Regions from separate parts of the Homo sapiens genome. Here all the other regions are linked to region 3. A link is a contact called in ENCODE Hi-C or POLR2A ChIA-PET data. All regions are on one chromosome and are shown on one strand. The core of a region is the stretch at or near the end of the contact, and the rest is flanking DNA. Distances in the headings are between cores, read along the strand shown. Region 1 overlaps LOC105372091 (a long non-coding RNA gene). Region 2 overlaps SETBP1 (SET binding protein 1). Region 3 overlaps SETBP1 (SET binding protein 1).

The links. A loop is a pair of places that touch in the nucleus more often than their neighbours do. ChIA-PET counts read pairs that join two places held with the same protein, here RNA polymerase II (POLR2A). Pooled maps may share reads with other maps.
Region 1: a map of GM12878 shows a loop between it and region 3 (2.7-fold over the local background). The contact joins two enhancer-like sites. A Hi-C loop is called at or near these places in 1 of 168 maps with a recorded cell type or tissue (GM12878), 22 of 37 single-sample maps with no recorded cell type and 7 of 50 pooled maps.
Region 2: a loop to region 3 is called in a map with no recorded cell type, with 5 times the contacts of the local background. The contact joins two enhancer-like sites. A Hi-C loop is called at or near these places in 2 of 168 maps with a recorded cell type or tissue (mammary epithelial cell and naive thymus-derived CD4-positive, alpha-beta T cell), 8 of 37 single-sample maps with no recorded cell type and 12 of 50 pooled maps. POLR2A ChIA-PET finds 5 or more read pairs at or near these places in 4 of 52 experiments (activated CD4-positive, alpha-beta T cell, activated CD4-positive, alpha-beta memory T cell, activated CD8-positive, alpha-beta memory T cell and 1 more).

What each region holds. Positions count from the first base shown.
Region 1 is chr18:45,105,142-45,108,337 of GRCh38, forward strand. All of the region lies in intron 3 of LOC105372091 (a long non-coding RNA gene), which reads right to left. Among named protein-coding and RNA genes, the nearest start is that of MIR4319, 140 kb to the left of the region's middle. Within about 2 kb of position 1,315, at least 4 of the 41 ENCODE cell types and tissues checked have a DNase peak (open chromatin) inside an H3K27ac peak, as active enhancers do.
Region 2 is chr18:44,724,321-44,727,334 of GRCh38, forward strand. All of the region lies in intron 2 of SETBP1 (SET binding protein 1), which reads left to right. Among named protein-coding and RNA genes, the nearest start is that of SETBP1, 45 kb to the left of the region's middle. RefSeq lists enhancers at 1,014-1,063, 1,194-1,383. Within about 2 kb of position 1,436, at least 21 of the 41 ENCODE cell types and tissues checked have a DNase peak (open chromatin) inside an H3K27ac peak, as active enhancers do.
Region 3 is chr18:44,907,857-44,910,736 of GRCh38, forward strand. The region is part of intron 3 of SETBP1 (SET binding protein 1); the gene reads left to right. Among named protein-coding and RNA genes, the nearest start is that of MIR4319, 61 kb to the right of the region's middle. Within about 2 kb of position 1,500, at least 2 of the 41 ENCODE cell types and tissues checked have a DNase peak (open chromatin) inside an H3K27ac peak, as active enhancers do.

The DNA.
Region 1 (3,196 bases), core at 65-2,564, 200 kb after region 3:
TTTAACATCTATGGGACATCTACTATGCCAGAAACTGTGCTTTGGATAAAGGATGAAGAAACCACAGCCTGTGTCTTCAAGCTTCTAGTTATGAGCATCCACCAAGAAGTTACCATAGGTGATCTTGTCAGATGGCAAGAAGCCATCTGAATTCAGAGCAAGGAATTAGGGATGAAACCAGAGAAGGCCTGAGTAGTCATGGATACAAGAACATCTATCTCCCTCAATACTTTTGTGAAATTACCAGTTTTCTGAGTCTTTTCCCTTTACTTGTAATAACACTAGTCAAAGGTTGATTGCCTGATTTATTCCTTTTGGTTCCTTCCTCTGAAGGTAAGGATTCTGCTTAAGGAATGTCTAGCAATTAGTAAATACCTACAGCATAGGACTCATGTCTTCTAGAATGCCAAGCTTATTGCTAAATACATGTATAACTAATAGGTGCCTGTCTGGCCTGTTGTAGCTTTGGTATAATCTTCACTAGGTTCCATGAATACTGAGTAAGAACAGGACACTGGCAAAAATGGCAGTCATTTCTTTACTGCTGTTTCTTCTTCATTCACACCACCTTCTAGAGAACCTCCTCTTTGAAATGTAACCCCAAGTACCAGAAGCTCCCCAAGCCATGCCATGGCTAACTACACCAGATGAAGCTCAGGAAATCCATGTCTCTTTTCAGAATTAAAAAGGAACTCCTAGATTAAGTAGATTAAATTAATGAGTGTCAGTGCTTTAACTAGAAACCTATATAGATTCAAAGGGTGTGGCCACTTTTGGGTACTGCTCTGATTTACGTGATGAGTGCACGAGTAGAGAAGCTCATCTGTGACAGAAAAATGAAGCAGAGATGAGAAATTCTTAGTATCTCCCAACTCTGCAGGTCCTATGATACCCCATTATGTAGCCATTGGGTTCTATGAGTTATATATTTACATGTATAACTTCTTTCTAATATTTAAACTAGTTTGAATAGACTTTTAGTGCTCATAACCAAAGGATAGCTGACTAAGGAGAATAAAGGTCTAGGTTCTTACTAGGAATTTATCAGGATAAAAGGCTAGATACAGAAGGAATATGGACTGTGGAGGTCAGAAAGCACCAGTCTGTGATAATCCAATAATCTTACAGAAATAGGAGAAGAAAGATATCAAACCAACATCAACTTTTGCCTGTTTTAGATTAAAAAAAAATCTGAAGCATTTGGTCTGTTTCTGCTTTCCTGATGATCTATCTGATGTGAAAATCTTGCATTGTCTTTATCTACAGCTGTTCCAGCTAGTTGGTATGGAGACATTGTGGCTTTACCACTGCAGCAGCACTGCCCAGTAGAACTTCCTGTGATGACAAAAATGTTCTATATCTGTCCAACACAAAAGCCACAAGTCACATGTGGCTGTGGAGCACTTGCAATGTGACTAGTGTGACTAAGAAACTGAAAATTTAATTTATTTTTAATTAACATAAATGTAAATAGAAAGAGTCACATGTGGCACTCTCGTAGCTACTGTATTGGCTAGAGTGGCTCTAGTATATGCTGCCAAATCCCACAACTGTTATCTCAGTGCTACAACCCACTTCAACAGCCGCCCAGCAGTTCCTCTCTTCTCTCTGTTGTTTCATTATATGGCCAGTCTTCACAAAGCTATGGGAGAGATCTTCAAAAATACAAATCAGCTTAGGAAACCCTCCTGTTGATATCCCTCCTGTGATTTATCTTTACATTTGTAATAAAATCTAAACTTCTCCTGCAGCCTGAAGGTCCTACCTGATCTGACGCTTGCCTACCTATTTCGCTGTATCTTCTTCCAATCCTCCTACCACTCTGTCCCATATTCACCACACTCCAGCCTCACTGGCCTTCCTTCTGTGCCCTGGACACACAAAGGACACCATCAGCTCAGGACTTTGATTTCGTCTCTTTTAAACTTAGAATATTTTCTCCCAGATCTCGCTGTAGCTGGCTGTTCCTTGTCATTTAGATCTCAGTTTGTGTATCAGTTTCTAAGATAATTCTTTCCTGGCCACCCTGCCTAAAGCAGCTTCCACAATGGGTCCTTCTTCTTAAAATGTATTTATTTTCGTTCTGTTTCATTTTCTTCATAGGACTTAGCACTTTCTGAAATCATCTCATGTATATCTATCATATTATATCATATTATATCTTTATCCACTTACCCATCTACTCATCTATATTCATCCATCCATCCATCCATCCGTCTTCTAGTGCTCATAACCAAAGGATAGCTGACTAACATAAGGAGAATAAAGGTCTAGATTCTTATTTTTTATCATCCATCTTATCTTTTACCATCTACCTTTTACCTCTGTATCCCTTCACAAAAAGGTAAGCCCATAACAAAAGAGGATTGGTTTGACTTAGTCACTATTGTAGCCTAAGAGCCTGGAACACTGCCTGGAATGCAGTAAGTGCGCAACAAATATTTTCTGATAGATAGACTGACTCACTGAATAACTACTTATTCATAGTTTGGAACCCTTGGCTGAGGCTCTTGCAAGGACTCCTTCTCACACAGCACTGGATCCACCAGAAAGGTACTGATATGTCAAAAACTGAGCTCTGACCTTTCCCCAAAAACTGACTCCTCTGCAGTTCTCTCTGTCTTGATTAGTGATAGCACCATTCTGGTACTGATTCATGCCAAATACCTCAGTGTCATCACTGACTCCTCACTTTCTCTTACCCCACATCCTATCCATCAGCAACTTTTGGCTTAGATGACCACTTCTGACTACCTGCACTGCTACCGTCTCACCTAAACCACTAAAATCCCTTCATCTCGTGCCTACATTATGGTAGAGCTCTCTTAACTTCTCCTACTCCTAACCTTGGACTCTTCATTCTAGCTTCAACAGCATGATTCTGTTAAAACATAAATCAAATTATGCCATTTCTTTATCCAAAACCCTCCAGTGCCTTTATTTTACTCAGAGTAAAACTCAAAGTTCATTTAGAAAGACCCACAAGTCCTATACCATTGACCCCATCACCTCTTTGATCTCACCTCTAACAATGCTTTCTCCTGCTCACTTCTTAACCACACTGGCATCCTTGTGCCAATAAGATGCCAAGCACACCCCATCTTGCTGACTTTTACAGCACTGCCTTTAAAAACTAGAAGTCTCTGCCCAAGCCACTCCTATTCTCTTCCCACTTTATTTTTCACTCTAGCACTTA
Region 2 (3,014 bases), core at 186-2,685, 180 kb before region 3:
ACATGATTTCCATTTTATTTCTGCATCTTACAGCCAACCCCTGAGCCTCTAATCTCAGTGACATGCCCATTTAAGGGAGTTAGGATATAGGGTGGGGGAGGGGAGCTGGCCTAGACCAGAGAAGAGGCTCTGAAGACCAGAGATAGGTAAGTGAGAGTGGGAGTCTGTTTACAGATTGTCTCTCATCCACTGTGATATGTTAATTTTTCTGAGCATCTTTTGATCAGATAAGCAAATCTCAGAAGCACAGCTCTTGTTCTGATTGCTTTAGGGGCATCACTGTACCTCTTGTGGTTAAACATAGTAGCCTGTGACACCAGCCCTGGAGTGGAGTGTCTGGGCTGGGAGGATGAGAAGGTAAAGCCTAGAGGATTTGAAGAGGACAGGGTCAAGGGTTAAAGGACAGGGGTTAGCAGCAGGCAAAGGCCCAGGATTGAAATATTTGCTGAAGGCTGACAGGCAGCAGAATAGAGGCAGACAAGTGGCAAATTCCTGTTTTCTCCTCTAATTGAGAAAATATTTTGAGTGGTATTCAGTCAGACTACATAATGAGTGGGGGTGGGGCTGGAAGTGGAAAGAAAGAATATGAATGAGCAAGAATATTATTAAATTACTGCAAGAAGCCAAAGTGTGTGCAGAGTTCAAGGAGCTGTATGAATGTGCCCTCCTTCCTTGCTTCCTAATTTGGGATGCACAGCATTCATTTCTTCACTCACTCATTTAGCACATGGTCACTGGCAATGGGGGTTTACTTTCAAAGGAGGGTTTAGTAGCTGCCCATAGAGTTACCATCAGATAAATGTAAAAGGGGCCAGTTTTCTCTCCCAAGGCTAGGGAGACACATAAGCAGGTGATTGCAACACGTGAGACTCCCATCTTGATGCTGTTATTGTTCTTTTCTTTTCAACATCTAAATCTGGTAATCATCTGTATCTGCTCACAGTTTGGGGAATAATTTCATATAATTTCACATCTAAGAGAGACTATAAAGTGATTCCTGCACTAAGTCTGGCTATCCCAGGGCCTCTGTTCTTAATGAGTTACCTGTACTGTCCAAGGAATTGTGTAGCAAAACTGGGTTGGGGGGTGTGTGTGGAGGGGCAGAGTCTGGGTTTGGGGAAGTAGTTAGGAAACAAAGCAGTTATGTCTTGACTCAACCATAACCAGCCTGCCCTTGCTTGAAAGATTCGGCTTTCATATTTTAGGAGCACAGGTTCATTTTGTTTTCTAGGCTGACAGTGAATAGCACTGATGGTTTATTCACCAGGACCTTTCCTGAATTATAGGGGCATATAGCTGGGAAGGCCTTTAGGGTCATTTTGCCAATAGGAACCCACAGAAGTTAAGGGACATCCTCCCGGTGCTATGTGAGGTTGTGGCAGAGCTGGGACCTCCTCCCCCTCGGCCCCCTGACTTCCCAGCGGCTCTGGGTGTGCTGTCACCTCTTCCAGGAAGTGATGACTCAGATTATTTTCATCAACATACCTCCCCCCTCCAACTCCGTTTTCTTCCCACAGCCACCAAAGCCAATAATAGACTAAGGCAGTTTCAGTTTTAGACAATTTCCTTTTTTACTTAGAAATCTATGGTTAGAAAAGGGTGTAGGGTGGTAATAGTGGCCAGGGGTGGGGAGGGAGGCATGAGAAGCTTCAAAGGGGATGGGCATCTCCTGGCTCTCTGGTGGCCTGGATGGAATTAGAACCAAGAACTTTCATATGACCTTGAGTAGATCTCTAAAAGATTCCTTCCCTCTGAAGTTTTTTGACTTTTAAGTTCAGAAGGGAATTTCCTTTCCACCAATTCAGGGACCATTCCTAAAGCTTCATGAAACCCTTACATAATTTTTAAACTTTAACAACTAACTCATGTGAGTTGTTACACATAGCTTGTAAGTGACATTTCAAGCCTTCTTGATTTTCATTCCAACAGTTCTAGATACATAATACATTCTTTTCAAGGAAGGTAGGGACTTTGTTTTGTTGTAGTAACTAAAGCTGGCAATCATTGAAAGAGATTATGAATAATCAAATAATAATACTTATCTCTTGAGTTCTGTATGGGAGGCACCAATCTAAGCCTACTACCTGCAAATGTATATGTAATCCTCCCCAAAACTCTTAAGAGGTAAATCTTACTGTTCTCATTTTGCTGATGAGTTAACTGGCATGGGGAGGTTGAATAACTTGCCAAATGACATCTAGAGAGTATATAAAAGAGGTAGTGTTTGAAGTCCAGTTAGTCTGATTTCAAAGTTCATATTCTTAAACACAAAGCTATATAGGACCGCCTCCCATTTGCAGATTAGAAGTCATAAACTGTAATAATATTACTTTCAAATTTCATCACGTGTTTGATTCTAAGTGACATGAACTTGAAGTTTATTAAATATGTAAAGTACACAAAGACTTCATAAAGGCCCTATTTTTAATAAATGCCTCAAGCCACACAACTGTGTGCTTCGTTACATAATTTGTTTTTGTAATAATACGTGGAGAAGAGCCCAAGATGAAAGGGCTGGCTAGATTATTGTGTGTCAGTTGTGCACACACTCTGTTTCTGTTTTTCATTCTGGGATCAACTGGGGAGATAAATCCATTTGCCATTGATCTTACCATCGTGAGGGTGGAGTGGTTATCAGAGGATCCTGGAAAGTTTAAAGCATTATCCAAATGCAAAATAAAAGAGGTGGACAGCTTTTTATTTTTTTTAACACTATAAACATGTTTCAGTTTTGCTGTTCAGACTCTTCTCTCTGAAGTCCTTTTCCATAATGTTCGTTTGGGTAACTAGCATTGGAACATTTGGATAACTCAGTGTTTGAGCTCTCTGGATGAGTTGCATGCATTTGACTGAAATATTTGATCACTGTGTGTGTGTGTGTGTGTGTGTGTGTGTGTGTTGATACCCAAATAAAACAAACTCTTAAGGTTTTACTGTCAGTGTCCTTATTTCTGTCTCTCACTTTGGGGTGAGAGATTAGGATAAGTGATATCTGCAGAGGTTCCTGTCTTGAG
Region 3 (2,880 bases), core at 250-2,749:
TTATTTTTCTTGTTCCTCATGCTTTGGTGTCATATCTGGGGAGGGTTTGCCTAACCAAAGGTCAAAAAATATACTCATGTTTTCTTCTAAGAAATTGATAGCTTTAGCTCTTGCCTTTAGGTTTATGATCCACTTTGAATTTATTTGGTGTATTGTAGAAAGCAGGGCTCCAGCTCTTCTTCTTCCTCCTCCTCCTTCTTTTTTATTTTTTATTTTTTTTTTGAGACAGAGTCTTGCTCTGACACCTGGGCTGGAGTGCAGTGGCGTGATCTCAGCTTACTGCAACCTCCGCCTCCCGGGTTCAAGTGATTCTCCTGCCTCAGCCTCTTGAGTAGCTGGGATTACAGGCGCCCACCACCATGCTCATCTAATTTTTGTATTTTTAGTGGAGACAGGGTTTCACCAACTTGGCCAGGCTGGTCTTGAACTCCTCACGTCGCCACCTCGGCCTCCCAAAGTGCTGGGATTACAGGTGTGAGCCACCACACCTGGCCCCTCCTCCTTTTCTTCTTTCTCCTTCTCCTTCTTCTTCTCCACTTTCTTCTTTTGCATGTGTATATCAGCTTTTCCCAGCACTATTTATTTATTGAAAAGACTTATTCCCCATTATATTATATTAGCACCCATGTCAAAAGTCAATGAGCAATAAGTATCAGGGTTTATTTCTGGACAATCAGTTCTGTTCTATTGATTTATATGTCTTTTCTTATGCCAGTGTCACACTCTTGACTGCAATAGCTTTGTAGAAATTTTAAAATTGGGAAGTGTGAGTCCTCCAACCTTGTTCTTTTTCAAGATTGTTTTGGCTATTCTAGGTCCATGGCATTTCAATATGAATTTTAGGGTCAACTTGTCAATATCTGTAGAAAGGCTCTCCTAGATTTGTTAATGCTCTCCTAGATTTGCTAAGCCTCAATTTTCTCACGTATTTAAAAAGATTGGTAATTCATGTCCTGTAGAGTACTTGTGAAGCCCCCCAAAATATAACTCTGCTTTAAATGTTTAAAATACTAATTTCAAATCCACATTTTATATTGTTTATCTCATTTTATAAAATTCAACCAATTTTAATCCTCATTTTCAGAAAAATATATTTTTGCCATATTTATTAACCTAGCATTGTCATCATCACACCTCTGGACTCACTGAAAACTGTGACCTTTCCCAGCTTACACAAGGACCAGATTGGTTCTACTGCCAGGTACCTGTGTTAGAATTGAAGAATTCTAGATGTGTAAAGGAAAATGGCCTCACCTACCTTAAGGTGGGATGTGGTTACTCTCAGAAAGGTGAGAAGGAAGGAGCAATTGAAAGGAAGGATGAGTAAGGAGAAATGGGGAACTTCTTTAACTGCTGGCAGTGTGTAGAGAATTAGACTGAAAGTGGCTTGTCTTCAGAGGCTGGTATCTGGAGGGCAAGGCCGAGGAGAAAATGTGTTCCTGCTTGCTACTCCACCTCTAGCTGGAAAGCCCCATTATTTGAATGGACCAGAATCCAGTAATCCAGTTTGTAGGTGTCTGCTCGGCTGTCATTTGTTCTCCTGGCTGACTGCAAATATAACTCAGAGTGATGAAGATTACAAGGAAGAGTATCTTGGCCAAGGTCCAAGGCTCTGAGGTTTTCTCATTCAGTCTGTCCTCTGAACTTAGGAGGGAGTATCGTACCAATTCTGCTGCTAGGCTCAGAGTAGTCTAAAGCAGAAAGCAATCAAACCACAGCTTTTTCTCTTCTCCTGTCCCAACTATTTATAGTAACCGATGCTACTGTCACAGTTATCTTAGCTCACGTTCACTGAAAGTAAGACCTTATGCTATGCATTACCTTCATATGAAGTCAGCACAGTTATTATTATCCTGATTCTACAGATGACAAAACCAAGGCACAGACAGGTTATGTATTTTGTCAAAATTATAAATATTTAAAGGGGAGTATGTCCAGGATTGATCCGAGACGTACCATGCTATACCATGTCAACCCTCTTCTGTTTCTTGTCTCTGTAGCTCAAATAGCATTTTCTCAATTTGGCTATACTTGGAGAATCACAGAATTAGCTTACAACCCTCAGGAATTAAGACTCTTAAGAGCAGTGGCCTAATTTCATTTCTTCAAGGAAGCACCTTCCAAGATTCCGTAGATTACACTATGGTTTCTTGTCTATGAATTCCTATTGCATTCTTTCAAGAAGTCAGCACCTGAGTCCATAACTATCGGATGGGTGTTTCTGAAGGCTGAGAACTGCCCGCCGTCTGGGTTACTGGCATCATTGACAATGCCGAGACATGCCTCTTCCTCTCTGAGATTGTTGTTAACTGGAGCAGGAGGTTCTCACTAAAAACATGCCGACTCCCTCCTATGGCCTTCATGATGTAACCATCATACACATTGCTGCTGTTCTATAATAATAGGTCACCATTCAGGGACAAACAGCAATGACTGACTCATTCAAGAGATGGCGAAGGGGTGAGCGGAGGGATGACCAGGTAAAGAAAGGTGTTTTTTAGCATTTTTCCTTACCTCAGAGCTCCATTGAAACCAAATCTGGATTGACCTGATTTTCCAAACCTTTATGTCTTTGATGGAGTCAGGAAGATGAAAGAAGCTGTTGTCTGTACAACCTATTTCCCCTTCTGTGAGTTGAACTGAATTGAAACTGCTCCATGTTTATCAAAGATCAGGCAAAGATATGAGCAATGTCCTGATGTCAGTGATACGGGCCAGTGTCCTGCCCATGGTCAGCATCCTGGGTCTCCATTATTGGAAGGCCTTAACATCTTCATGAGCAACCCTTTTCTTCCCCCAGAGGAAACTAAATTTCTTGCCCTGTCATACTAAAAACCTAGAGGGGGTTTTATCTATTTTACTTTGTTTTGTAAGCGTACA